Regions from separate parts of the Mus musculus genome. Here regions 1, 2, 3, 4, 6 and 7 are each linked to region 5. The links are chromatin loops, found by intact Hi-C in ENCODE. Cell type or tissue: left cerebral cortex. All regions are shown on one strand. Region 1 has its middle 7.2 kb from the start of Msh2. Region 2 holds the start of Gm46587 (a long non-coding RNA gene). Region 3 has its middle 26 kb from the start of Msh6. Region 4 overlaps Stpg4 (sperm tail PG rich repeat containing 4). Region 5 overlaps Ttc7 (tetratricopeptide repeat domain 7). Region 6 holds the start of Gm30984 (a long non-coding RNA gene). Region 7 overlaps Gm46587 (a long non-coding RNA gene).

Region 1 (4,000 bases), 350 kb before region 5:
AAGAGGCCAGCCTGATCCACAGAGTGAGTTTTAGGCCAGCCAGGGCTACATAGTCAGACCCTGTCTCAAAAACACACGGGAAAAAAGTAACTGACAAGGGGTTGAGATGTAGTCCGCTGGTAGACTGCTCACCTAAATAGTGAATAATTCGTGAAACTCTGTTTTCAATATCCAGAACTCCCAAGAGACGGTATGCTAAGCTTTAGGCAAATGATTTTGGTGTCAATGTGGAATTTGAGCAAGAGGGAGAATAATACATTGATTGCAAAGTGATCAGTGAAGACAGATTAAAGGAACATGAATTCCTGATGAAGAATGGAGCTAGTGACTAAAAATAATGTAAGTCATAGACTATTTGGGGCTTGATTCTGACCCGTCCAGCAGGTCCAGTTATTCAAGGGTCTCGAGGGGACCTCCTCCTAAGAACCAAATGGGGGGTAGAGAGAGACGAGGGTCTTGTACGAGTAACGACACGGAAACCGTTCTGAAGTTGTATCAAGACCCCCAAAATGTATTAGCCAGGCCCAAGGTTTAAATACACAAGCAAAAGGGGAAGTGCCTTTCAGCAGGAAGGATGGGGCAGTAGAATTGCACAAGGAAACGGGGAAGTACAGATACTTATCAGCGGGAGGGATGGGGCAATACAAGCAAAAGGAGAAATATTTATCAGTGGGAGGGGGGCAATAGAATTGCACATTCTTAGGCAGTTACACCGGGAAGCAGGAACTTGGCGGTATCAGGGTATCTTGAGGTCAGGACATCCGGCGCTGACTTAGGGCTGGAACAATCTGTGGTTGTTCTCAGAGCGGTGTGTCGGTGGCCCGCTTTTGACCCTCTTTTCTTCTTGGGGGGAGAGGCCCAATTCAGAGATCAGGACAATAGCGTTGCCTTAATGGCTCCCAACAGATTCTTGGTGAGGCAACCAATACATCTTTGATTTTGTTTTGCTGGGTTTTAGTGTTGGAGGTGAGGTCTCACCAGGTAGCCCTGGAGTTCAAAGGGGCTGTAACTTCACAGGGACCTTCTGGTGCCTACATCCTAAATGCTGAAGGTCTTTGCCACCAAGCCGTTGAGGTAAAATGGGGCAGAGGCTATAGCTCAGTGGTAGAGCACCTGCCTAACACACACACACACACACAAACACACACACACACACACACACACAAACACATACACACACACACACACGCGCGCACACACACACACATACATACACACACACACACACACACACACACACAGGCCTGTACGCATGCGTAGACTGAGTCTAATCCCAAAACTGAAGACAGGAAATGGATTTGTGGAGGAAGGCATGAGATCACTAAAGGCTACTTATGTGAAACAATTGGGAACTCAGTATGAAGAGGAGACATGGAGATTGTTCACCTGCTATCTACTCATCTAGATAACTAAGGCAAGATGGACAGGACCCTCCTGCAAGAGAAACGAAACAAAGAACAGATTCTGGAAACGGTAGCACTTCAGGATTGATACAGTGACAAATGACCAGGAGACACCAAAGATAATGTACAGAAAGCATCCTAGGTGGGGACTGAAGCAACATCACCACAACAGGCTTTGGAGAGCATGTACTGAGCGTGCATAGGCACACACCTTAGCAGGGGTAGCTTCCGAACAGAACTCAGTGTGTTCAATGTACCAATTCCAAATGTGCACGTAGATATGAAGCAGTACCAGCAGAGGGTGCTAGAGAGGCCCAGCAAGGGAAAGTTGTTCCCTGGTTCTGATAGATGTTTGGGGCTATTGCACCCTCCAGCTGATGTAGCATGGGTGGCTTTTCTAGCACTCACAGCCTCAGGATTCCTCCAGTTCATGGGGCCACCAACACCCCTGCTGCTGCAATCCTATAGGATGCTTTTGTTTTGTTTTGTTTTGTTTTGTTTGAGAAAGGATTTCTGGGGAAAAGTAGCTCTCTGGCTGGTGTGGGACTCAGTATGGAGACAAACTCCCTGAGATCTATAACCGCCAGCGGCCACGGGTTACTGGGTTCCTGAAAGGAAAGCTGGGGTTGGATGGGAAAGACGGCGAGAGAAATAACGAGCCAAGACAAAGTTCTCTGATCAAGGCTCAGTGTTTAATTCTAAGGTCGGATTTGAAAGGGGGAAAACCCATCCCCCACTTTGCCAGGATCTAGTCAGGAAGACAAGCTGAGCTGCTCAGCAGGTAGTGGCAGGATGCTGCAGAGGTGACAGGACAATAGACTTCACCTAGATCAGAAGACTCCACCCTATGTGAGCTGGCCAACTGGCAGACAAGGTCTGAGCCAGCCTGCTCAAGGATGGGGGAACAGCACAGTTCCTCCTTTTTTATTTATTAAAAATTAGCTGGACTGGGGCATAAAATTTGCTTATTATTGGTTTTTATTTAATATATTATTATTATTATTATTATTTTCCAACTGGGAATTATGGTGGGTGGTGGTCTGTGCCTAGGTTCAATCTTACCTGTCCTGGAGGCCATGTATAGCTTGGTTGTGTTTATTTGCACAAACACGACCTTCTAGTGTTTATTTTGAACAAACACGGCCTCTTGGCACATGCCTCTGTCTCAGGTTGATAAAAGAGTCATAGAATCATCAGTTGCCCGTCTTTGACTGCCAGCCCTCATAGCACACCATTTTCCCATTCACACCAAAGCCGCAATATGCACTCAATGCATCTCTTCATAGATGAATAACTTCCATGACTGAGCCTTGCTGAAGGTGAACCTGTATGAAGGTAACTGATCTGCTTGAAATACAAAGTCAAAGGTTGCTTTTAAGCAACAGGATGAAGGCTGTCTTCAGGACTTCCCAAGCACTCAATTCAGTTGTAAATTAGGAACAATCAGACACAAGGCCTGGCCTCCTGGAGTAGGGGAAGTGGTTTTGAGAATCAACAGAAAAAACTGTAGCCTCCCCCAGCCTTGAAGCTGGCTGATTCAGACCACATTAGCACTGAGAATGAGACCACCTGGTGTGGAACCTTCCAACTTAGATGGCTCTATTGTTCTGTCACCTGCCCCTGCTCTTCTCCAAGACACTGCTACCTGCTGAGAGGCCCTTGAGATATTCCAGAGAAAGCATCTAGCAGATCACCTACAGGCTGGCAACAGGCACCAAGAATGGGTTGGTGGGGGATGGGCCTCCCCTCTTTATAAGCACGGACTCTTAGTAAATTTTGGGGGCCTTGAACAGAAACATGTCTTGGCCTCCATTATTTCTCTTGCCGTTTCCTTCCATACAGCTCTGGCTTCTCACTCAGGAACCCAGTTAAGTGTGGCCGCAGGCAGCTACAAAAATCTGTTACTTCTCAGGTATAGTGGAGACTATGATTCAAATTAACTCAGCTGGCTGATAAAGATTTTTAGTCATCTTCATAATTGGAATCATACTTACTAGAAGGACTCAGGAACTGTGTCCACTTGACAAACCAATCTTTCAGGCAGCCATCTGGCTCCATCTTCTTTTTGTGAAAAAACACAAACAGAACCTCTCCCCGGTATTGAAACAGGATCTGGACCATTCCGCGCTTTAGTTAGGCGGTTCCACCATTTAACCATGGCATATGAGCTGGAAGTGACTGGATGCCAGTGGTGATCCACTGCAGCCTGACCTTAAGCATCAGTTTGCAAAAAAAAAAAAAAATTAAAAAAATAAGACAAAGGCAAGATGTGCTTTTGATGACCTTGAAGCTATAAGACCCCAACTCAATGTGTTTCTTAAAAAACAAAGCCCAGCATGGAGTTCTTTGTTCTTTTGCCTTCATCCTGAGAGAATGATGACCACTGGGTGACCCACCCAAGCGCCTGAATCATTGTGTAAAGGACCAAGAATGTTTGCCAAAGATAGCCTGCAACCTTTCCATGAGAGATGAGCTGTAATTCACCATCCCCATTCTTATGATGTTTACTCAGCTTCCCCATTCTTTGTGGTCTTATCCTCCCCTCACTTTGCAGTTTATTCTTTAAAAACCCTGAACTGCAACTGCTGGGGGTTGAT
Region 2 (4,000 bases), 260 kb before region 5:
GGGTGGGGACTCTGTAAAGCGGTTGGTGGCAATTGTGCCGGGGTGAAAGACTGTGGCAAAGAATCTCAGATCAAAGATGTTATAGAAAGGAACTTCAGATACAAGAAATGAACAAATAATTTGACTCATTTTTCTCAAAAAAAGGAAGAAAAGAAATAAAGAGAAAGATAGAGAGAGAGAAGAAACCTTAACACAACTGAAGAAGTCAAAATTGCCTACAGAAGCAGTGTTTTCCTAAAGTTTCATCTCAAACAAGAACGCTAAAAACAATACACGATGCTTATTTAAAATTACATTTACTAATTGCATGTGTACATGTGTGTGCATATGTGCGTGAAGTAGTACACGTGTGAAGTCAGAGGGCACCTGGCAGGACTTGGTTGGTCCCCCTCTGTTCCCCATGTGGGTTATGGTGTCTAACGCTGGTCCTCAGGCGACAAGAGCCTTTACTGGCCGAGCTCTTGTCTTCATCCTTGCCCTGTGGTTTTTATGTACTACTCCAGTTTGCTCAAAGATAGTTTGTGGTGTCCTATCCTTGTGGGCCCTCTGCTGCCCCCACTTTTGGGAACCATAGAGACCAGGGCCTCCGGAAGCACCAAGGACTGTGGCTTATCTAGTCCTGGGTGGGGCTAGCACCTGTAACCTCAACTTCAGGCCCTTCCTGCAGACTGCAATATATCCTTAGGTGATTTTGTTAATATCCTTTTCTCCCTTCTTATTTCTTTTGTTTTATGCTTGGTTGTTGTTTTTGTTTTGTTTGTTTGTTTGTTTGTTTGTTTTTCTGAGACAGGGTTTCTCTCTGTAGCCCTGGCTGTCCTGGAACTCACTCTGTAGACCAGGCTGGCCTCTGCCTCCCAAGTGCTGGGATTAAAGGCGTGCGCCACCACAGCCTGGCTTTGGTTGTTGTTTTAAGACAGGGCTTTTCTGTGTGGCCCTGGCTGTCTGGGAAATCACTCTGTAGACCAGGATGGCCCTCAGACTCAGAGATCCACTTGCCTCTGCCTCCTGAGTGCTAGCATTAAAGGCTAATGCCCTCCCTCCTCCGCCCCCAGGTAGATAGTTGGTGGGCTTTTTTTTTGTTGTTGTTGTTGCTCTCTTCTCTGGTTATTGTGTTCCAACTGAGACCTGATGGTTCCCACCAACGTTTCTTAGCAGTGCTTGTCCTATACCTCTCTTCTGTGTTTGCTTTAGAATGCCTGGTTCTTGTCATTTCATGTTCAACCTCTCAGAGGTTCTTGTTAGTGGCACATGGGGCAGGGGGCACTGCAGGACATGGCCAAGTCTAGAAAGTTGTTCCCAGACTAGTTAAGATTGTGATTTCACCACAAGTTTTGGCACACATCTCTAATTCCAGCATTTTGGAAGCGGGGGCAGGAGGATTGAGTGTTTAAAGCCAGATGGACCGACCTGTATTGTGAGACCTATCTCAAAAATTTAAAAATAAATAAATAAATAAATAAATAAGTGGTGTTCTTTCTTTAGCTCAAGGTTCAAAACTCACAGGGATTGAAGGGTTTTTTGTTTTTGTTTTTGTTTTAGTATCAGGGACAAAACAGCCTCCTGAGCAGGCTCGGAGTTTCCCTGTCCTTGTGGAATGAAGGGTGGGGCAGAAACATTTTGCTACCTGCCATCCCACATTCATCCACTGAGCGGCAGTATTGCTCCACAGGGGACAACCAGATGATGCCATGCCGGTGATGCAATCAGGCTCACAGGATGACTCTTGCCTAGCATTTACTGAACGGCAAGAATGTGCCGGCTTATATAAACAGTAGGCAACGATCATACAAGAGAGGGGCGGTGAGGCATTTCTTTCGTTGTTTCTGGTTCTATGAGACACTGTCTCGCTATGAAACATATTCCAATGGTGAAATAAAAGCACACGAGAGCGATTAGATGATGTTTCCAGTGACTCATGACCAGTGAGTGAACGGCCGAGCTAAATTCAGACTTAGATCTGCTCTCCCGACCTCAATGTCATGACTGAACTCATCCTAGCAGCAGCTTGCCAGCGCTGTGCCCACGCCGCTAGTGCCTCTCACTCGCCTGGCCCAATTTACCATCTTTCAATAATCTAAATTAAAACTGGGGGCCACTGGCTTGGATCTAAAATTGTAAAATGGGTTATTGAACTGCCAGCCTGGAGCCCAGAGACCTCTCTTCTGTATGAGCAAGGACAGAGGTATGCCCTTCCGGACGACGCTCTCTGGTTTTCATTATGTCACGGCTTGCACAGCTGCTGGAGGGCTGTCTGGAGCATCTGCTCCAATGCCTTTCGCTACAGGAGCCATTTCGCCACAGGCCACAGCCGTTCAATGGCTCCTGTAGCTTCCAGGGGGGAAAGTTGCACTCCTAAGCTCCCTCCCCCAACCGGCTTTGTCGCTTCTCTGCTTCCCCATTGGCTGGCAAGCACCTGGGCCACAGCTCTTCAGCACTTCTTGGACCTGCAGCCCATCCCAGAGATGGAGGATGCTGCTGTCCCACACCGGCTGTTAGCGAGATGGAGCCACCAACGTACAGCTGGCACACAGCAAGGGACTCGTAGTGTTCCTTGTCTTCCCTTCCCTCATGCTTGTACGACCTACAAAGGGCAGTCCACGTGGCAGCATGTTCTACACAGTGCTGTTATCCTTGGGCAAATACTTCCAGGCACAGCAAACAGGGACATTATTACGTCACTCAAGCTGATGCAGAAGAAGCCGTTTCCTAGACTTTATTCCTCTCACATCCCTGAAAAGTGGATAAATACCCTGTAAACTCTGGATGCTCGCCACTGGCCACAGAGTTATGATCATCTGGTTGTCTCCACAGGTTGACGCTAACGTTGGGCCTGCAGTAGCATCTTTAGAACGCTAGCTGGTCGATCATGATTGGCATAGACAGGGAAGCGGGGAGTACGGGCCGGTCATTCCAGGGTCCTATGATTTGACTCGGCATTGTCCAGAGCACGAGGAAGCACAGCAGAAACAGGGCCCAAGACTCCCTTTTCTCGGATGTGGAACCTGCTGTTTCAAACTGCAGGACTCAGACAAGGCAAGGCCCCAGCGCAATGGACAGCAGCTGATTTTGCGGGCTGAGGACTGGTTGGGTTGACCATGCTCAGACAAGAAAATCTATACAACACTGCTGCGGCTCTGAACCCCAAGCGCGGTTGTCCTACCCTTTCTTCCCAGCTCCCTGATTCACCCTTTCTCTGAAACCCCAGGAGAGTAAATAGCGATTAGGCAGAAACTATGTGGTGCTTTCCCATTCCAGATACTCCAGACTAGAGCGGCCGGGAGCTTGGAGCTCAGCCTGTTCCAGGGAAGTCGGGCAAGCATGAACTCTGCCCGTGGCTGGGACTCTCCTGACTCCAACGCCCTCTCAGTCACACCAGGGGTTCCAGATTTTCCCTATCTGCTGCCACACCCAACCTACCTGCTTGGGATTTGCATACTAGGTAAATTTTCTGCTCACTAAACATTTGCCTATTCTAGACTCACGACTGGGGCACTTCGGTCATCAGAGGGTTTGACAGCAGTCTCTGTTCTTGAGGACTTAAAGTTATCAGATGTCCTTTAAACCCCGTGGGCATGTCACATGCATCTGATTCTCACCTTTACCTTGTTCAGGGGCATTATTTTCTGAGTGTGTGTCATTCACAGTGAGCGGTCTTGGGCACCATGTCTCTTGTTCCACAGGGAACCTGATTGTGACTATTCACACCAGAGATAGACTTCCGAGGTCACTCTGCAAGGTCTAATAAGGTGAGACCTCTGGGTCTTCTGTCAACACCTTGAGATCCCAGCCTTGGGTCATGCTAGGTAATAGCCCTAGAAGGTTACATGTAAATGTGTTCCTGCTGCAGCTAGCAAGGATGATGTAAATGCGCCCCCCCCCCCAGAAAGCATGTGAGCAAGTGGGTGTGGCCAGGCACCCCATGGAGAGAGCTCCTGGGTGGAAAACAGCTACCACCACATTGGGACTTTGGGGCCCTGGGAAGAGAGCTTCCTGTTCCCAA
Region 3 (4,000 bases), 630 kb before region 5:
AGTCACCCAAGTGACTTTATAAGTGACTGGCCTCTGTAGTTCTGAAGAGCGAGCCGGCAGGTAAGTCTCCTCAGGCCTGCGGGGGGAGATAAGACATGTTTCTTTACCTCTCTTTGTGATTTGTCTCCTCAGCGGCCTCCCAAGGCAGACTCAGGTGGGCCGTGCTTGTAGCTGTTGGGGTTCAAAATGAAGTATCCTAAGATATAGCACCTGTGGGCATTTCTGAGTACAATCACCTATCTCTTAACAGTAGGAATGTATCCTGAGAATGTACTGTCAGGCTGTCTGATCTGAGTGCATCTCATATCCCAGGTGTCCTGCCCCATGCCTAAAGAGAAAGGCTGTCATATATGGACGCAGAATAACAGGCATGCCAGATCCCTCAGTCTACAGCGGAGCATGGAGGGACATACTTGTATAGTCCCAGCACTGGGGGTAGGGTGGGGTGGGGTTGGGCAGAGGATCGGTCAAGACCATCCTCAGCAAAGGTTTTGTTTTGTTTTGTTTTGTTTTGTTTGTTGTTGTTTTTAAACAGATCTTGCCTGAGTTTATTTGTAAAAGCAGCATAGGACACTGGTCATTTGCAAATAGTGTGTGGGTAGGTGTGTCACAGCAGTCCATCTGTCTTCACACTGGCAGAAGCCTTTTCTCTGGGGCCTTCACAGGGGCCTGGGCACCTTTGGGGGCCTGGGCTGGAGCTGAAGCCTGGGTCTTAGCTGGAGCGTTGGCCTGTGCCTTGGTTTGAACCTTGGGCTTTGGTTGGCAGCGCTTACGACCCTTGGCCATGTAGCTTCGAATCTGCTTCCCAAGCTTGGGGTGAGCGATGAAAGCCCTGGCGATGGCTGAGTTTGCGGCTGGGGCCCTTTGGCATCTTGGGCTTGATGGCCTGAGGCTTCACGAGGGCCTTGTTGGCCTCTGCGCGCGCACTCACTGCCTTTGCATTGTTGGCCTGCATCTTCTCCAGGCCTTTCTGTTGTGCTTCTTGGCAATGCGCATGTTCCTCAGGAACTTGGGGTCAACCCCCTCAAGAGATTCGTATCTTTGCGACCGGGGTTTCTTGATGTCATTTCTGTGCCAGTTGCGGGACTGGTTGTGTGTGCCGTGGTTCTTAGACTTGGCCACGTCTGCACGGTAACCCGCGGCTCCCGCAGCGCCTGAGACCGGAAGACCTCAGCAAAGTTTTAAGTTGGAGGTTTCCATGGTTACACAGAGACACATAGCCTCAAGAAACAAGCAGGCAGTTCCAAACCAAACCAACCTGACCAACCAACTCACCCACTCTTTCCCAGGCTTTCAGTGTTGTTGTTGTTTGTTTTTCATACTGTTTAGAACATTCACTTTTTTAAAAATTAGATTCTTCCTTCCTTCCTGTTTGTTTGTTTGTTTCTAGACAGGGTTTCTCTGTGTAGCCCTGGCTGTCCTGGAACTCACTCTGTAGACCAGGCTGTCCTCAAACTCAGAAATCCGCCTGCCTCTGCCTCCCGAGTGCTGGGATTAAAGGCGTGCGCCACCACTGCCCAGTTTATTTACATTTCACATATCATCCCCTTTCTTGGTTTCCCCCTCCAAAAACTCCCTATCCCTTACCCCCTGCTCACCAACCCACCCACTCCCGCTTCCTGGCCCTGGCATTCCCCTACACTGGGGCATCGAGCCTTCACAGGACCAAGGACCAGGCTTGCATCCTTACTGCTCCTGAATTACCTAAGGCTAGTGATATGAGTTTACGATGTTTGCCTCTTGTTGTCTAGCCGAGACTTTGGAAAAGCACCATGTGGCTCGAAACCCGCCTCATTTACTGGCTTCCTTCCTCACAACCACTCTTGGTCTGCAAGAGCCCTAGCCAGGTTAAGCAGGCTGCAGCTGCAAGGCTCCGTGCAGCCACCAGGGGTCAGCCTTCGCCAGGCCGTGAACCCAGAGACTCGGTTCGTCTAAAGCTCCACTTGGCTCTTTCAGTTTGGGCTCCTGGGACCCCATCCTACTGAAATAGCCAGCACCCCTATATTTTCCTGGTCCCAGAGAGAAATGTGAGATCAAACTCGGGGTATAGAAGTAAGGCTGTCAAATAAACCTCAGGGACACAGTTACATCTGAATTCTCTATCTCCCCTCACTTCTGTTATACACACATGCATACAAAATAAAATAAAAAATACATATTTGTTTAGGTTGTTTGTTTTTGTTTTGTTTTTAAGACAGGTTCTCACTATGTAGCCTTGGCTGACGTAGAGCCCATTCTATAGGCCAGGCTGACTTTAAAGTCACAGAGGTCTGTCTGCCTCTGCCTCCCAAGGGCTGGGGTTAAAGGTGTATACAATCATACCTAGCTACAATAAACTAAAAACAAATAGCAATGTTTATAACCTACAATTTCAAACTTCTGGCCTCCAAACCCTCAAGTTGCGGCCTTCAGTCTGAGTAAATCTCATCAAGTCCTCACTGAGATAACCATCATAGGTCATGCTTTTCTCTCTGGCCTCCAGCTGCTCATGAGGCCTAGGCAGGTCTGACGGGCCTCGTCAGTGGGAACAAGCTGAATGCTGTGTTCAGTATTGCCTTGTGTCGGTTTTGAAACAGCCCCCGAGAAGCCGCTTTTGTCCTGACTTCTCGTGTGAGCCCACAGGTGACTGAAGGCAGGACGCCATCTCTGCGTGTGTCTCCATCCCCTTTACTTTCGCAGAGGACACTGAAGTTGCTCCGAAACCTGCAGTCATCCTGGCTCCCAGGAGAAGTAGAAGCTCAGTGCGCAGACCCCTCCTCCAGAGGACGCGGGGGTAGCCATCACCCGAGAACTGACCTGTCCCCTCAGATAAGACCTTCTGACCACTTTTGCAGAACTCAGACTGAAAGGGTGGCAGGCAGGGCCACACCTCGATCAAGACTCCTGACCTTGGTAGATCCATTTTTTGTGAGTTTGAAGCCAGACTGATCTAGATAGCAGATTCTAGGCCAGCCAGGTCTGCGCACTGCTGCACCTTGACCCTTGCCAGAATCCATCCTCTGTTTAAACCTAAATGATTTGCTGGTAGGGGCATTTACCATCAGCCAGATGACCCACATGGTGGAAGGAGGTGATTCCTCCAAGTTGTCCTCTGACATCCCTTCATACACATTCACTCTTTGTGTGTATGTTGTATATGGATGTGTGGGTCACTGTTCTTTTTCTTGGGCTGTTTCTTTGTCTCCTAATGTGGCCACATTGAAAAAAAGTCTCGCATGGTGGTACACTCTTGATCCTACCACTTGAGAGGTAGAGGCAGGTTGATATTTTGTAACTTTGAAGACAGCTTGATCTAGATAGTGAATTCTAGGCCAACCAGAGCTACATAGTAACACTCTGCAGAGAGAGAGAGAGAGAGAGAGAGAGAGAGAGAGAGAGAGAGAAACGAAAGGAAAACAAAGACGATAAACCTCTTTTGTCTGTTTTCTCTACCATGTTCCTTTAATTGATATGATGGATGGAGGATCCATCCTAGCCTTCTGGGGCTGCCAGAGCCCAAGCTCCTGAAGCTCCAATCGCAAACTGTAAAAAATGTACTCATCAGTAAGTTTTCGCTAGATTTACAGAACCTAATATATATCTAATGGTCTTCAATAAGACCAGAAAATGGGCTGAGCGTGTTGGAGTGTTGTTCTTTAATTAGAAGTAGAATAATGTTTAACTCGAAGGGAAATAAATGATGTGTTTGTTTAAGGAACTAGAGTGGCTTGGGCAACAAAGGTCAGCTGTCCTCTCAGGATATTCTTGTGGAAAAGAAAAGATGTATACTGTGGAGGGTGTAGACTCCACACAGCAACTCTCCTTTCTGTCTGCTTCCAGGTTCCCCCTTTCTCTCCCAATAAAAGCTCTCTCTGTCTCTGGGTCCCCCAACATAGTTTTGTAAGTGATAGCACTGTGTGGTAGTTTGAATAAGAATAACCCTTGTAGGTTCATGTGTTGATCAATTCAGTCGGTAACACTTAGTCACCAGGGAGGGTTACTATTTGAAAGGATTAGAAGG
Region 4 (4,000 bases), 100 kb before region 5:
AAAATTGTATGACGTTCTCAGTTTTCCATACCAGTGGCTTTTGGTTTGTGTTTTCGGTATTTTGAGACATAAAAGTGGGATATCTCTCTCCCGACCTGGCCTGCTTTCCCCCAAGTTGCAGTTAGCCACTGGCCCACGGTTCCCCTCCTGACTCCTTAGAGAATTTGACTTTCTTCCTGCCATCCCCACAGCGATTTCGGCGCTCTAGCGATGATTTGCCAACAGCCTGGCTTCTTGGCTTCTTCACTGCTCCTCTATCTCAGCCACTCCTTAGATTTTTTTTTTTCAAGACTCATAATTTCAACCCTCCATGGTCTTAGGTAAGTGACTCCTCTTCCCCCGCCCCGCTCTAGTGACCCTCCCCCATCCCACCGGAACCCTCGGACCCTCCCACCGTAATGCAGTTTACATTGCCCCTGCTTCATAGTTAGTCATGGTGCCCGTTCCCCATGGTCATCGACATCTCTTGCTTGTTTTGGCAAAGCCACACCTTGGTTAAACCTCACTGCCTTTCTGGTAGCTGTGATCATGGTGGAGGGGGACGATCTCATTTTAAGTCCCTCACCGCCAGGGAGCACACAGTGGGCCTAGTGCTTCACCACTAGTGAGCACACAGCAGGCCTCACAGTTGGTTTGCGCCCTCACCCTCCAGCCTGTCCTGTCTCCTCCACCCTTCTCTCTCTGACGCCACTTTCCAGTCCTCAGTCTTGGTCGTCTCCTCGGCCTTTTCAGGCACCTTGGAGTGCCGGGACACACATACTCCTCCCCATCCACCCTGCCCCACTGCACGGTGAGCTCAGCCCGTCTCCAGGTGGCAGACACCCAGAGTGGAGATTCCCAGAGTCCATGTCTCCTGCCTCGATGTCTCCCTTGAGTCCCGCTGCCACTCTGGTCCCTTGCACTGAACGGTGAATGTTAAGCCTCTAAATCTCAGACAAATCCTGACATGTTAGGTAGGTCAAGTCTTGGGACTGGAGAGCCATTTTGCACGTTGTCACTGGCCTCTACACAGGAGATGTCCCTGGTAACCTTCCCACCAGGTTTTAATAACGAAAACTGTCACTAAACATTGCCAAATATCCCCAGTGAGGGAGGAGGTGCGTGGCCTCCAACCACTTTTTCTCACAGCTAACAGGCATGTTGGGAGTGGAACTGCTTGCTCCATCTCTTCCTTAGGGAACTCATTATGGGTCTGTAGAAGCGGCACTGCTGGCCCTGTCCACGCCCGTGTTGCTCTGTATTTCGCAGTTCCACCACATCGCTTTTCCGATTCTCAGGGCCCTTTGACGGAGCCCTTCGATATGTCAGCATGTGGATTCGTGGCACTTGCGTGTGATCATCAGTGACTGTTATACGTTGCTCCTCGCTCTTCAAGTGTATTTTTGTGAATTCCCCAAGGCCCGGGTTGAGTGTCTCACTTCCAGAGAAGGTTTTCTTTCTCCTTCTCAGCTTCAGGGGAGCTGCTGGGCTCGCACTGCTGGGAATGCACCTTTCTCTGTGCAGTGGCTCGCTCCTGTAAAGCAGACCCACGGAATCTATGCAAATAACCAGCCCATGGTTACCTTCCCTCCCCCCAGCAGGGGCTTTCCCCTTTCTGATCCTGCTTGATATGAAGGCAACCCTCTGCAGTCCCTTGCCAGTGGGGGAGGTGGGAGGGCTGACTCTCAGGAGCTATCTTTTTGGGGGTCTCAAATACCTATGGGTGGGGACCTCTAGGCCACCGTATCCCCTCATTGGCTGGCCCAGGCTTTGGCCTCTGCATACTTCTAGGGCTCTGAAGTTCCCTCAGACTCAGGTGTACTCCCATGCCTGGTTTGGTCTGTTCCCAGCAAACATTACCAGGCTAAATCCGGCCCTTTAATCTCCCTGGTTCTCATTGTCTCAAGTAGGAGTCTTATCCTTGCTGCCTTGTTACTTATGTCTGCACATGTTTAAATGCTCAAATTTGTTTTAGCATTTGCCCTCCCTTCTTAGCTGCCTGTACTCAGAGGATTCATTTGAGTAACCTAACCTGTCACTAGCAGGAACCAGGGCTTTCCAGAACCTTCTCCATATAGTTTGAGCTCTCTATACATCGTTTTTCAAAGTTGTAGATGTATCTGATGAGCAGACATATCCTTCACATTCAACCGATTCCTGCTGCTTGTCTGTCCGTCTGTCCCATGGCAGGACAGTTTTGTGCTGTGGCACTCCCTGCAGAGGAGGAATGTCACCATTGTAAATGGTCCCTATCACTTCAAACAGAAATGGGGGACTTGCATAAATATAAATGTGATAGCGGGAATTCAGAACAGCCACCTCCAGTAAGTTATCTGGGTCACAATTTCCAGACAATGACAAGACAGAAGTTAGTGGACTGAGCCCTGAGCACTGTCTGTCACCCAAAAGAAGGCAGACCCACTGCTGTAAAGATGCATAGCTTCCAGAAAACGTTGGCTACTCTGTCTTGTACACCTGCCTTCAAGGGTGAGAATGAGCCTTGCTCTCTTACCATGCAATCGAAACACACATTCTGTCCTGGGCAGGGGACAGGAGTGAGAAGCTCGTGACAAGATACACCACTGACAGAAAGACAAAGTGACACTCGACTGCGACTCATCACAAAGGACAATAAGACAATTTCACCTGATAACCAAAAACTGTGTGTGCGAAGGAGACAAGAACAAGACGGTATTGCCATTTCTGATGTGAAGAGCAGGTGGCAAGGGGGTTTGTAAGGCAACTCGGCAACCTAGACATATCTGAACTATATGGAGCTTTAACTATGGTAATGCCAAGTTAGGTTGTTTAGGGAGCGAGCTCACATTAGTAGCATCTGCAGCCTCATCTCACATGGTAGTGTTGTTTGCATTTCTTTAATTAGAGGATTGATATAAATACTAGATCCTCCTGCATCCATGAGACAGCATACGTGAAGCACCCCATTCAAAACAATGAGGCGTTGATGTCAGAGTACCTTAGGTTATTATTAAATGAAGGAAGTTAATGTAAATGAATTTTACAGCCTAATCCACTTGCACGAGTGACGATGAATGTGCACTTCTGTGCGGTCTGATCGCCTCTCTTTCCCTTAGTATAGTCATTAATGGTGGCTCACGGTTGGGGAGTAGGCCTAGAGGGGGGCAAAGAGAGTCATCCTTCATCTTCCTGAAGTGCTTGAGTTTTTTTCAGTGTGTGAGTTGTGAGTTGTGTTCTTTCTCAATAATAATAATTTTAAAAAATCGACCCGGGCAGTGGTGGTGCACGTCTTTAATCCCAGCACTCGGGAGGCAGAGGCAGCCTGATTTCTGAGTTCGAGGCCAGCCTGATCTACAGAGTGAGTTCCAGGACAGCCAGGGCCACACAGAGAAACCCTGTCTCGAAAAAACAAAACAAAACAAAACAAAAAAATCCAGCTAATGCTTGTTTGTATCCTCAGCGTGCTTACTCTCCAGCTTAGAGCCTCTCTCGTGTACTTCCTAGCTTGGGACTATGTCCGTGAAAATCACAGTTAAACAAATGAAGTTGAAAACAGCCTGGAGCTTCTGCCTGGATTCGAGTTTGTGTTGCTCGTTAGCTTGGAAATGGGAAAGGAAATGAATTTGGTGATGTTGCCCAGGGGGCATCCCTGCTGGAACACGGAGGTACCTGGTTAGAAGGGGAGGGTGCGGTCATCCCAGGAGCTCAAGACTTGGCAGCCTAGATTGGATTCTTGCATTCCAGGGCTGAAAAGATAGCTGACTCTTGAAAGTTGTCCTCTGACCCCTTCACATGTGCCGAGGTGTGTGCACGAGTTACTCCTGCACACACACACACAGACACACACACTCACACACCTAAACACATGCACTCACACACACATACACACATGCATGCACATACACACACGCACTACCTAGATCTCTCTCACATACATTCACACATACACACACACACCTAAACACATGCACTCACACACACATACACACATGCCATACACACATGCATGCACATACACACACACACACACACACACACACAC
Region 5 (4,000 bases):
AGCTGGGGTTTTCCCTGGCCCTTTCTGGCTGCCCAGTGAGAAGCCAGCTTGAAAGATCTCTTTGTTCTGGTCTCTCCTGATGACCTTTGTGAGCCAAGCTGCCCACTTTTAACAGTATCCAAACAGAGCCTCAAACAAACCCTGGCCCAGAAACGGGCTGCATGAGGAGAAGCCAGGAAGCCGGTTATTGCAACTAAGGTCAGGTCCAACTGGCCAAGAGGCGGGTGGTGGGGGTGTTAGCAGCTCAGCTAGCATAGGACTCCAGGAGGAAGGTGGGACGTAGTAGGACAGCAGTCCCCCTACCCCCACAGCCAGCAGTGCAGCACATTTTCCAAAGCCCTTGACAGTTTTCAGCCTTCAAAATTTCTCATAAGGCTTCATTACCCCAGTTCAAGCAGAACTCCTGATACCCATAATGCTCTGAAGAAATGACTAGTGTGAGCTTGTGATAGTGGCTCACACCTCTAATCCCAGCACTCGGGAGGTAGGGACAAGCAGATCCGTGAGTTCAAGGCCAGCCTGGTCTACAGAGTGAATTCCAGGACAGCCAGGGCTACAGAAATCCTCTCTCTCTCTCTCTCTCTCTCTCTCTCTCTCTCTCTCTTTCTCTCTCTCTCTCTCAAAAAAGAAATTACTATTGTGGGAGAGGCTGCAGCTCCATGGTAGAGCACTTGCCAAGTGTGTAGGGGACCTGCAATTCCTCCTGACACCAGCAAATATACGTAACTAAATAAAATACTCGCACCCCAACCCCTTCTAATAGAAAACTTAAGCCTGGACAATGCCTGTCTTTCTGGGCATCACGTGCCCAAGGCCAATGGCCGACAGACACCCAGCACTTTCAGCTCTGAGTCCCTGGAGAAAGACAACGGCGGTCTTCTCACAAACTCTCACACTTCCCTCTACTGGCCATCTGTGCTCCAGGGCTCCTGGCACTCCGTTTGTTCGCTATGCCATTTACAAAGTGCCTTCTGCACGCTCAGTACCTGGTCAGCTGCACTGTTTGTCATTGGCAGTCATCATGAAGCAAACGAGAGAGGCTGAGGGACTGACTGACTATCGGACTGACTGACTATCGCACCCACGGCCACAGATAAGTAGTCTGCCTCCTGCTGTTCACCTCATTTCCTGGGAACTCGTCAAAAACAAGTGTTTTGCACACAGTAGGTGCTTAATGGTGAGAGTATGATTTGAAATAAAATGATATATTAGTAAGAATTGGTCGTCGAGAGGATACTACATACAACTCTAGTTAGACGTCTCCATTTGAGGGCTGGCACGTCCATGAGGGATCTCTGGTCAAGTACCCAGAATAGTGAGGCCACTGGAGGACAAGGTCGGGTGACGTTCAACCATTATCCAGATGCTCATTTTCACCACAGACCCAAATCACCGGCCTCAAAACCAAAACTTCCACCTTGACAGTCAAGCCGAGCATGAAAGACAGAGGATGTCAGGCAGCACTTCACGCCGTTGGGGAAGTGGGCACAAACAACAGATACAGGCCGTGCCCTCAGAGAGGTCCTCCTGTCCCCCACCCCCACCCCCAAAGCAGACACAGAAAACTGGGAGACAACACAAGCTTTGCTAGTGAGCCTTCCAGGTTGAACCCAGTGAGAACAACTTGTACCCCTCCCCCAGGCCTGCAGACACAAACACGCACGTGGCCGCTAAAAGCAAGACCACCGCTGATAACCTAAAGTGCACTTCGCCTTCAGAGTTTACTCCCGGCAGACAAGTTAGGGCAACTTGGGAGAATGGGGTTGATTTATTGATTGACTGATTCATTGATTACAGGGCTAAAGGAGCCACCTAGGCAGGGGCAGCAGCGAGGCGACCCCCTTGGAAAGCACCTGTTCTCTTGTTTGGGGTGCAGTGTGAAATACCTGTTGCCTTAGGGATTAAAGCAATGCATGATAAAATACACAGACCACCTGGCTCAAACGCACCTCGACCTAAGCAGAAAATGGGTTCTGCCAGCTCTAGGCAGAAAGAAGGGGAACAACCCAGAGAAGAAACCGTCCCCGTGCCTGTGATGGGTTTTGGGGCAGAGTTGTTCCTGTTCCTGTTTTTGGCAGGTGCCTGAGGGAGGGCTCTCAGGCCTGCTGTGGTCAGAGACAGGGCTGCCAGCTTCCCCAGCTCAGGTCGTGAGCCTTACCCTCCTCCCAGTCCTCTGCCTAACCCCTGGAGCTGCTCCCTGCAGGCCCAGGTTTCTTCCTGGGGCTCCTCTACAGGCAGGACTCTAGGTCCAGTTGGCTACCAAAGCCCTCCTCCAGCATTCAGTAGGTGCCCCCTCCCGGAGGCTCAGGTACCAAAGAACCGCCTGGGGCCGGACTCCAATTGGAATCCATGACTGCCCTCTCGTGGCTCCGAGGGGAAGTGAAGCTGCAGGCTCTCTGGCCCCCATCCTGTTCATGGGATGTTTTTTTCTGCTCAGGCTTTCTAGTTGAGCTCCGTTAGGAAGCACTATTACCATAACACAAAAGACAGGACCATCTGGAGGGAATCAGCTGCTAAATCAACAGGGCAAGGCCCCTGGAAAAAGTGAATGTCACTCAGACATATGAGTAATCGGGCACCAGACTTGGCCAGCATGAAAGGGGCGGAGGTTTCTGGAAGATCAGAATATGAGAGAAGCTGTGGGGATCAAGTGAATGCCACCTCTTGTGCACAGGGACAAGACCCGACTAAGCAGGGGGCAGCAAAGGCAGGGGGGTAGGTGAGTGCTCTGTGAGACCAATAGGCGCCCCTCCTTGGTTTAGCTCCACCCCATTCTCAGCAGAGGCTCCACCCCTGGACTCAGACTCCACCCCCAGGACTCAGGCTCCACCCCCAAGACTCCTACAGGAACCTTCTTCTACACAGCAGCACCTCCCAGCTCCAACCCTACACCCCTCAGCCACCTCTGGAGTCCACCCCATCCCAGGCAGCAGCCCACTCCCTGACTCTCTGGCCCCGCCTGAACCTGTTCACAGGTCCAGCCACAGAGCAAGGGTACACAGGGGGTCCTGGGGCTCTTAGGGAGTGAGCTGCTGGGTGATGTCAGGGCTGGTGTGGAAAGTTCCCACACCGAGGGGCTTTCTCTTGCTCTCCCAGAGACTCCGAGAACTCAGATGTTCAGGGCCATAACCAATGCAGCTACCCCTCTACCCTAGAATGTCTTCCCTTTAGGCTAAGACGATGGGTCTCCCCTGGAGGCTGCCTGCTTCCCACCTCAGCATCCACCCGTGCCCGTGGATGTATTTTTGGTTGTTGTCATTCTTGGCGGGGTGCTTCTGGCATCTAGTGGGTTAAAGGCCAGAGATGTTGACGAAACCTACCACGGCCAAGACAGTCTCCCAAACCAAAATAGTTTTAAAAGAAACTTTGGGCTAAGGAGACTAAACACATTTGTTTAAGAACAATATTAGAGCCTGTGATTCCCCAAGGAGTATACAGCTTTGGCCAAAGGACAATAATATATAATTACTCAGGTCGCTAACGCAGACCAGTTGTGGGCAGCTATATGTAATCACAGGATTATATAGTGAGCAAAACGTTAGGTGGAGGGAGGGCTTGGATGGACTCAGGTCCACGCCAGCTTCCAAGGCTCTGCATGCTTTCTAATGGCCTCGACTTCAGACCGATTCCTTTCTTCCTCTTCTCCTTAGTAAGACGAGGAATGTATATGTTCCTCCTTCCCAGAAGCGCACAGAAGGCAACACCCTCTCTGCCTGTCACACAGAGTTAACAGCTGCTGCTAGTGTGAGAAACGATTGTAGCCCAGGTGGGTCCAGAGCGCCGCAGCTTCCACTCCAAGGAAGTCTGTGCTGGTCTGCCAGCACAAGAAGCCAGGGCTGATCTGCAGGGGGCCACAGGGAACTGACAGAGGCAGAGTGACTGCCATGAGTCCTGGTGACAGAGGCAGAGTGACTGCCACGAGTCCCCGGGACACGAGTCCCCGGGACTTCTACTCACTTCCAGGCTGTTTACTTGACAAGAAATGACGATTCATTTCCAT
Region 6 (4,000 bases), 220 kb before region 5:
CTCAAGTGGCAAATTGTATCGCATCAGAAGGTCTGCTTAGGGATTCTTCTGTTTGTAGCGTGTTTCTGGATCCCTCACTAATTGATGGGTTACAGACAGTCGCTGACAGGTGCTCATTTGATATTTGCATAAGATTTATGATTTTTCGCTGTTAATAAGTGGTTAGGAGCTAAAGTATCTGCTGCTGAAGCTGAAAGAACAGATCAAAGGGAGGAGGGAGGGAAGCGAGCAGGGGCGGGGGCGGCATGGGGGTGGGGTGGAAGAAGCGGAGATAAGAAAAGACTGGAAAGCCAAGAGGGTAGGATGGGAAGGGGGCGAAGGAGCAGAAAGCATGAAGAAAAGCTGGAGAGGGAGGCGCAAGGAAGTGGGAGGGCTATCCTCTGACCTGCTTCCTTCGAGCTTCCTCGGCTCGAAGGAAGTCTTTATTTTGACTCTGCTTCGAAAAGCCCTCCCTGTCCCTCAATCCGAGAAGGCAGAAATTATTTTCTGCCTCTGCCGTTTCCCAGGTCACCAGTTATATTAAGCCAAAGTCCCTTGGTGGCTGCTGTCTATAATTTTCCACTCCACACCCTTTTGAGTCAGATTGCAAAATAAGGCCATTTTGAAACTTGGTTTTCCTCCTGGTCAAGGCAATGGAGATGTGTGACACAGGACTTTTTCTGACCCTCTGCAGCTCAGGCAGGGGTTTGAGCAACTGGAAGGGTAGGAGGAGGCAGTAGGATGCCGGGACCCCAGTTGGATCACCCAGAGGTGCTCTACTATTTCCAGCCTTTGGGGGGTGGGGGGTGGACAGGGACGACTGGACTGGGGGATGAGACAACACGCCAGAAGTTCATACTATGCCCTCTCAGGGGTTAGAAGCAGACTGTTGGCCCTGACTTCTCAGGCCTCGTGGAGCACTGAGGAATCAGCTATCATTGCTCTAACAAGTCTCTCAGAATCGAAACGTGCTCTCTGCCGTCCTTGTCTCCGATCTGGACTGGGGTGCAGCCGGCCTCCAGGCCACTCCCTGTTCTCCCCGTTGGAGTGCCTTTCTCTCTCCCCACCCATCTCTTTGACTCACGCTTCCTTTTTTATTTATTTCCAGAGTGGCTTTTATCCTCCCTTGAGCACTCACGTGGACTTTATCACAACACTCGCCACTCTGGCTCGCTCCCTGGATCTGCTGCCTAGGGCCAGAGCCCAGGCTGATTTCCGTCGTAGTTAAGGGATAGCAGGGTAGAAACAATGTGACTAGAGAGAAGTGAATGGGGGACGCAGCAGGGAGGCCTTGTGAGTGGCCAGCAGCTCGGCTTTTCTTGTAAGGGAAATAGGGAGCCATTGAAAGGGAGAGACTGGCGAGGTTTAAAGCCCTCGTGATCTTAAGTGGCGTCCTGGATACCTTTCAGAGAGCAAACCGTCCAGGGCTCAGATTTCGGGGTACTCACGAAGATCTTCGGGTATGTGGGGCCAAATTCACGGGGACCGTGGGGGATACTGGGAGTTTCTCCTTGACTGGACAGGAAATGGGATGCTCTTTCTGTTTGTGCCCTTCTCCTCCCTAGATATCAGCCTCACACGGATAGGGCTTTCTGCCCCTGGACACAATGATGGGCTTAAGACTCTTGCAGATACAGAAAAAAAAATTTACCAAAAATGAGCAGAGAATCCTGACCTACCAAAGCGAGGCACTGACATTGCCTGTAACAGAGGTAATGAAGAATAAGGCAGACTTCTTGGAGGATGGTGGCTCCACTACCTAGAGATGAAGGAAGGGCGGAGAATACAGCCTTTCCTTAGCCCTCCGAGGGCACAACAGTTGGCTCCGAGTCCTCTTCAGGCGTGTCCTGACATACACACGAGGACTAATTTAAAAGCCTCACTGAGAAAAATGAATGACTTCAGTCCTTGACACTTTCCAAGTTCTTTCCCCTAGCTCGCCCGGGAAATGCACCCCATTAATAACCAATAAACGTTAAGAACGTCACCTCCCCACCCCTCTGGAATTCCAAAGGGAGAAATTTCTGGCCTGGGGACGTCCCCGGTTGTCCCCATCAGGTAGGGAACTTCCGGAAACGCCTCCACTCCCCGAACAATGGAAGGCTCCCTCCCTCCCCAACCTATCCCGGGAGCCGAGGTAGGTGGTGGGGGAGGGGGTGCTGAAGCCGGGAGGGTGGGGCGGCGATGCGTGGAGTGCGTCCGGTGGCCGGCAGGGGGCGCAGGGGAGCTGCTGAATCCGGGGAGGGCTCCAGGCCCTCGGCCGTCGCCTGCCCAGCTCCCCACTGCAGCCCAAGGTGTATTTGCCGGAAGGTCACCCTAGTCCCTTCTCTCTGGCCAACCCTTTCCTTCTAGGTGTGGCTGAGAGAGAGGTAGGTCAGGGTGAGAGCCAGGGGACGATTGTCAGGACCGTGAGGATCCGCTAGTTTGTGGCAGGAGAGATGCCAGAGCAAGCCTCCTTCGCCCCCTGCCCTACCACTAATGGCCACAAAGTCCTGGGACTAAGCACTAGGCTAGGGACCCCTGGAGTAGGACTCGGGCCCTATTTACTTTTTCAGACCCTGGCGAGCGATAGGAACCAGTCAGTCCTATTTGAGTTAAATGAAAGGACTTTTTGCTTAGGAGCGTCGCCTCTCATCCTCCTGTCTCCCTCCATCTCCACTCCCCCACATCCCCCTCACCCCTGCCCCAAGGCCAGGCCTTACCACAGGCTTGTTCACTGCTCAAAGGGCCTCACTAGGTGCTTGGCCTAAGCCCCTTACATAGCCTTGAGGCTGTTCCCATCCTATTGAAGGGTGGCAGAGCACACCACCACCACCACCACCACCGGGGCACACGCCATTTAAGCGTAAGGATTATTTTGAGTAAACGATCAGATGCAAGGAGGACGGTCCCTCCCCTATTTGCCTAAAAGCTGGATGGAAATGTACATGGGTGTCTCTGTTCTCTGCTTTACCAGGAAAGTGGTATCATGGAAGACACTTGAGACCCTCGTCCACCCGGAGGTGGCACCAGAGGAATCTACGCAGCAAGCGTAGATTGAGGAGCCCTTGTCTCCTGTTTTTAATCTGATTTTCCTTTCACAGTCTCTGCCTCTAAAGAGTCTAGTTCTTGTGTCTTCGGCCTTTCCCCTGTCCTAAAATTGCACTGCTCTTTGTAGAAGTCATTCCTCCCCCTACCTCCCATGTGCCACACTTTTAATAAACTATTTTTCTCCTCTTAATCTTTGTTTAGAGATTCTGGCCAAGAACTGTCCCTCCCTCACCCTATCTTAAGATACTCGGCACATTGCCTGTGGTGTACATTAAATCTACTTGAGAAAACATTGTTTGATCTGTTCTTCCCCGGAGCTTCCTGTCCCCTCTTCCCTATCAGGCTTCCGACGGCCAGGCCAGACAGCAGCTTCGAGTCCCATTGGGCTCCTCCAGGAAGCCTCTTTGACTTTGAGTCTTCCCAGCTCTGACCGGAAGCGCACGCTCCCTCGGACCTGTTCTTGTACAGGTGTCCTTGCATTTGTATCCTCACGACTCTGAGGAAATCAGTGTCCCCTCTTAGGGTTCTTGGTCTCAGTAACAAAAGGATTAAAGAATGGATTCAAGTAGAAGGTTGAGGTTAATTTTTATTAGAGTTGAAAAGAAAAACATCCCAAGGCAGGCAAGCTGTAAACGCCAGCAGCTGCATAGAGGAAGCGGTGAGGTGGAGAGAGTTCCACCGGAGCTGGTGTGGAGGGGTCGGGGACGGGGGCGGGGGTGGGGGGGTAGGTAAGGGGGGGGAGACAGGGCATTACAAAAAGAGCAGGGACAGTTGCCCACAGTTGTCACAAAAAGCTCTCCTAGGTTCTGGCTAGCATCAAAAGAGGGGTTTGTGGGGAGGAAAAAAAGGAAAAGTTGCACTTTCTGGCTTAGGCCTCAGAAGGGTAGGCGGACCCAGCGGAGCTTTATGGTTCTGCACTAGGAGAGGGAATTGTGGGAAGGAAAAGTAACGGTGTCTCATTGAAGGAAAAGAGTGTTTTGCCTGTGTTTTT
Region 7 (4,000 bases), 250 kb before region 5:
TGGTTTCTATCGCTGTAATGAAACACCATGACCAAAAGCAACCTGAGGAGGGAAGGAGAGCTAAATGGTCTACCATCCAAGGAAGTTACAGAGAGCACTTGGGGCAGAAGCTGATGCAGAGCCCATGGAGGAGTCCTGCCTACTGGCTTGCTCTTCATGGCTTGCTCAGCCTGCTTTCTTATAGCACCTAGGACCATCAGTCCAGAGGTGACCTCACCCACAGTGGGCCCTCCCATATCAACCATCAATCAAGAAAATCACAACAGGTGTGTTCACAGGTCTATCCTATAGAGGCATTTTCTCGGTTTAGAGTCTTCTTTCCAAATGACCCTAGTTTGTGTCAAGTTGATATAAAAACCTAGCAAGTGCACACGCGCGCGCACACACACACACCACATAAACACACATGCAGGCAGACAGAGACACACACACATACAAATACACATGCAGATATATATACACACACAGTGAATAAAATGTAATTTACAACTTTTATGGAGATGGAAGGGTGGATCCGTGGTTTAGAGCCCTGGATACTTTACCAGAGGGTCTAGAGGTTCCACCCCCAGCTCCGACATGGTAACTTTAGTAACAGGGATCCAACATCCTCTTCTGGACTTGAGGGCACCAGGGATGTATGTACACGGACATATGTGTAAGTAAAACACTCACACCCAGAAGATGAAAAGGTAATAATAAAATAAACTCTTAAACAACAACAACAAAAAGAGCCCTGGTTGTTCTTCCAGAGGACCCAGATTAGATCCCCCGCACTCACGAGGCAGTTCACAACCATGTCTGATTCCAGTTCCAGAGGAGCCAATGCCCTTGTTTGGTTTCTGTGGACACACACACATAACACACATAACACACACACACACACACACACACACACGTAAATAAATCATAAATAAAAGGGTGGTATGGTGGTAGGCACACCTTTGCTCACAGTGCTAAGGAGGCAGAAGCAGGAGATCTCTGAATTTGAGGGTAGCCTGGTCTACAGAGCGAGTTCTAGGAAGGACAATCAGAGCTACACAGAGAAACCCTTTCTTGAAAAACAAACAAACAAAAATAAAAATTGTGTGAGAAAAAACTTTTCTTACCAAATCAGTTAGCTCACATATTATTCATCATTTTATTGGGCCCCATAAACAGAACCAAGCATTCCCTTACAGACTGTAACTAGGGCACTCAGCTCTCAAAGGTAGTAATTGTTATGTCCTTTATTACTGGCATATCTTAACAAATGCCCGGCCTGGCATCTGTTCCAATATCACAGGCTATCTTTGTGTTGTGTGAAAATAAAAACAGTCACAGACAGAGGGAGTTGGGAAACTGAAGTATCACTCCCAGCCCTGCTTGACTGACCAGTTCTCCCTTGGGCAAGACATGCCTCTCACCAGGCCTCCTTTCCCTTGTTTGTAAACACTCTCTGAGCCTCCCAAACAGCCTGGAGTGGAGTCACCTAGGGTGCTGGCTAAACATGCAGACCCCAGAGCCCTCTGGGGGCAGGGCTGGGTGACAGCCAGAATCCAGAGCCCTCTGGGGACAGGGCTGGGGTGATGGCTAGAATCCAGGTTTGTTTAGTTTGGTCTAGTCTTTGCAGACAGAGTCTATCTCAGGATGGTTTAGAACTCACTATCTTCCTGCCTCAGCCCACCCCTTCCCCCCACCTCCCGCCAAGGGCTGGAACTTTGACCAAGGCTGAGGTGGAGTCTATAGGGTCTTTTTTCACTTTGGTACTGCAGACTCACTTGATCTGAGTCTGCATGCTTGCCTAGTCAAGTACTCTGACAAACATTTTATAGTTATTCACTGAAAGAGTCTCTCCACATAGTTGTCCAGGTGAGCCTTTATCTTACCACCTCCCTCCCTGGCATCCTCAGTAGCTAGGATGACAGGCGTGTGCCACCGGGGCAGGCTGAAGTCAGTATCCTTCATCCAAGCAGTTCAGAGGATTCTTTTTCTCACCACATTTGGAAACCATGAACACCAGACGGTTGCTAAGGGCTCAGATTATGCTATGATCAGTAATTTATAAAAATAGTCTTCTGGAAAAAGAAAAAAAAAACCATGAAGCTGAAAAATGATCCTGACACAAAACGTCTCCCATTTCCTGGGCATAGTTTGTGAAGACCCTCGGCTTTTGTTCCTAACACAGGATCGACACACTTAACAGTGCCCTTGTGCAATGGAAACCTAGCTTAGGTGTTCCTTCCTCTGGTGGCCTTTGGCTGGAATTTTGCCAGGGCCCAGCCTCCTCTCCCCACCCCCCACCCCCCACCTGCCCACAGAGGTAGAAATTCTTTGGGACCTCAACAAATATTTCCCCAGACTCCTGCATGACTCAATCCTCAGTTCCTTAACTGGGTGTTCACTGCAGTGTCAATTTGCTTATCTGAGATGCTTTTCGTAGGATGAAGGCTTGCGTCTGCTACCCTCCTCTAGACTTGGTTTTTCTCCTTAGCACTGTCTAATCTACTGACTATTTCATCCGTCTGTGTTACTTCTCATGTGTCTGGTCCCTGCTACATCCTCAGTGCCTATACTAGAACATAGTAGATGCTCAATAAATATCTGTAGCTTCAAGGAATGAGATATTTGCTGGATGAGTCAAAGAGTAAATACGTGATTCCTAGGAAAGGGCTCAACCTTTGACCCATGGGAACAGACACTCCAGCCCCAAGTCAGGGCCCAGCCTACCATTAGACATCCACCTTACCTCTGGCTCACACATACGGTAACGGTTGTACACTGTACTGAGAAGTCACTCCTGTGGCCCTGAACTAATTGGATCTTTTGGACACAGTTGCCCCTCCCCCTTCTTTCTCTTTCCTGCCATCAGGATCCTTTGAGAACTCAAGCTAAGTGGTGGTGGTGGTGGTGGTGGCAGAGGCGTTGGTGGCAGTGCATGCCTTTAGTTACAGCACTCAGGAGGCAGAGACAGGCAGATCTCTGTGAGCTCGAGGCTAGCCTGGTCTACAAGTGAGTCAGTCCAGAAAAATCAGGGCTCTGTTACATAGAGAAATCCTGTCTTGCCACCCTCCCGAGAGAGAGAGAGAGAGAGAGAGAGAGAGAGGAGTGTAGAGCAGGTTAAAGTATTTACTTTCTGTGGAGTTCTAGTTCTGATCCCTAACACTGAATAATCAATAAATTAAGTAGTAAAGAGGAGATTGTGGGACGCCTGACTTGCCAGCAAGTGAGACGCCACAACAGGATCCTTCTACAACACGTTTATTGGGAGAGCATGGACGGCGTAGGCGAAAGACCCCGAGCCCCAGAAATGGCGCTGCTTATATAGGCCTAGGAGTGACGTGTCCATACCTGATTGGTTATGCTACCAGTACCTCATTAATATGCGTCGGGCCAGGCAGTGACTAGGCAAAAAACTCTTATGCACGTGCGCACATTGGTTGTTTACCCATAATCATGGGTGGTGGCCAGTGGTAGCCAGCGCCATCTTGTAATGGCGTTTGTGGCTTCCCACAGGAGATCACCCTGGGATCCACTCATACCCAAAGGCACGAGACATGACAAACAGACCATGACAGAGATGAAACTAGGCCAGAACACTAGCTTCTTGGCTGCTTCGTCATCGTTGGTCTAGGCTTACCAGGAAACAGTCACAGGTGCTCATTGCAGGAAGGATTGTTGCCACGTCAAAGGACTACCATCGTGAGCAGTGCTGTGGGGAACTGTGAGCGAGGCTCCAGGAGAAAAGGCAGAGGGCACTTTGTTCCCTGAATTGTTCTCAGACATGATTTTGTGCCTCCTGCAACAAACATTGGCATTCAAATTTCAATTTATTCTTGATGGATGTCAGATCATACGGTAGAACCCAGCCTGGTCAGCGAACCCTGAATCTGATACGGCCTTCTGCCTTGCTTCCATGCTTTCCCAGATAGAATCTATAGTACGTCCAGGCAACTGTGCTTCCGTGGGTCTGTCCTGACGAAGTTCTGGGATAGGGCTGCTCTGTCAGTATTCAGTATGTGCT

The links. A loop is a pair of places that touch in the nucleus more often than their neighbours do. Peaks named below come from ENCODE experiments on the same cell type or tissue, not always from the same donor. Only the 100,000 strongest peaks of a DNase experiment are listed, where the experiment ranks them.
Region 1: it touches region 5 in a loop (6-fold over the local background); 16 of 42 quality-filtered maps call a loop at or near these places.
Region 2: a loop joins it to region 5, with 8 times the contacts of the local background. A loop is called at or near these places in 41 of 42 quality-filtered maps.
Region 3: a loop joins it to region 5, with 4 times the contacts of the local background. A loop is called at or near these places in 2 of 42 quality-filtered maps.
Region 4: a loop joins it to region 5, with 2.4 times the contacts of the local background. A loop is called at or near these places in 4 of 42 quality-filtered maps.
Region 6: it touches region 5 in a loop (2.7-fold over the local background); 13 of 42 quality-filtered maps call a loop at or near these places.
Region 7: a loop joins it to region 5, with 5 times the contacts of the local background. A loop is called at or near these places in 41 of 42 quality-filtered maps.

What each region holds. Positions count from the first base shown.
Region 1 is chr17:87,663,321-87,667,320 of GRCm38, reverse strand. No RefSeq gene overlaps it. Among named protein-coding and RNA genes, the nearest start is that of Msh2, 7.2 kb to the left of the region's middle. In left cerebral cortex, a CTCF peak has its summit at 1,701 (motif pointing right); a DNase peak (open chromatin) is centred at 1,698.
Region 2 is chr17:87,569,462-87,573,461 of GRCm38, reverse strand. It overlaps Gm46587 (a long non-coding RNA gene), which reads left to right and starts at 2,705. Exons shown (of 2, transcript XR_001782168.1): 1 at 2,705-3,439. In left cerebral cortex, a CTCF peak has its summit at 1,645; a DNase peak (open chromatin) is centred at 1,678; H3K27ac peaks cover 1,009 bases.
Region 3 is chr17:87,947,049-87,951,048 of GRCm38, reverse strand. No RefSeq gene overlaps it. Among named protein-coding and RNA genes, the nearest start is that of Msh6, 26 kb to the left of the region's middle. In left cerebral cortex, a CTCF peak has its summit at 1,876 (motif pointing right); a DNase peak (open chromatin) is centred at 1,881.
Region 4 is chr17:87,415,801-87,419,800 of GRCm38, reverse strand. The region is part of intron 3 of Stpg4 (sperm tail PG rich repeat containing 4); the gene reads left to right. Among named protein-coding and RNA genes, the nearest start is that of Stpg4, 9.9 kb to the left of the region's middle. In left cerebral cortex, no CTCF peak of the experiment used is centred here; no DNase peak of the experiment used is centred here.
Region 5 is chr17:87,313,519-87,317,518 of GRCm38, reverse strand. All of the region lies in intron 5 of Ttc7 (tetratricopeptide repeat domain 7), which reads right to left. Among named protein-coding and RNA genes, the nearest start is that of Gm52284, 8.5 kb to the right of the region's middle. In left cerebral cortex, CTCF peaks have their summits at 907 (motif pointing left) and 2,369 (motif pointing left); DNase peaks (open chromatin) are centred at 919, 2,074, 2,354, 2,754 and 1 more place; H3K27ac peaks cover 1,113 bases.
Region 6 is chr17:87,528,798-87,532,797 of GRCm38, reverse strand. It overlaps Gm30984 (a long non-coding RNA gene), which reads left to right and starts at 1,702. Exons shown (of 2, transcript XR_877095.1): 1 at 1,702-2,116. In left cerebral cortex, a CTCF peak has its summit at 2,191 (motif pointing right); DNase peaks (open chromatin) are centred at 12, 422, 1,124 and 2,149; H3K4me3 peaks cover 1,793 bases; H3K27ac peaks cover 2,879 bases.
Region 7 is chr17:87,561,536-87,565,535 of GRCm38, reverse strand. The region is part of intron 1 of Gm46587 (a long non-coding RNA gene); the gene reads left to right. Among named protein-coding and RNA genes, the nearest start is that of Gm46587, 7.2 kb to the left of the region's middle. In left cerebral cortex, no CTCF peak of the experiment used is centred here; a DNase peak (open chromatin) is centred at 1,958; H3K27ac peaks cover 523 bases.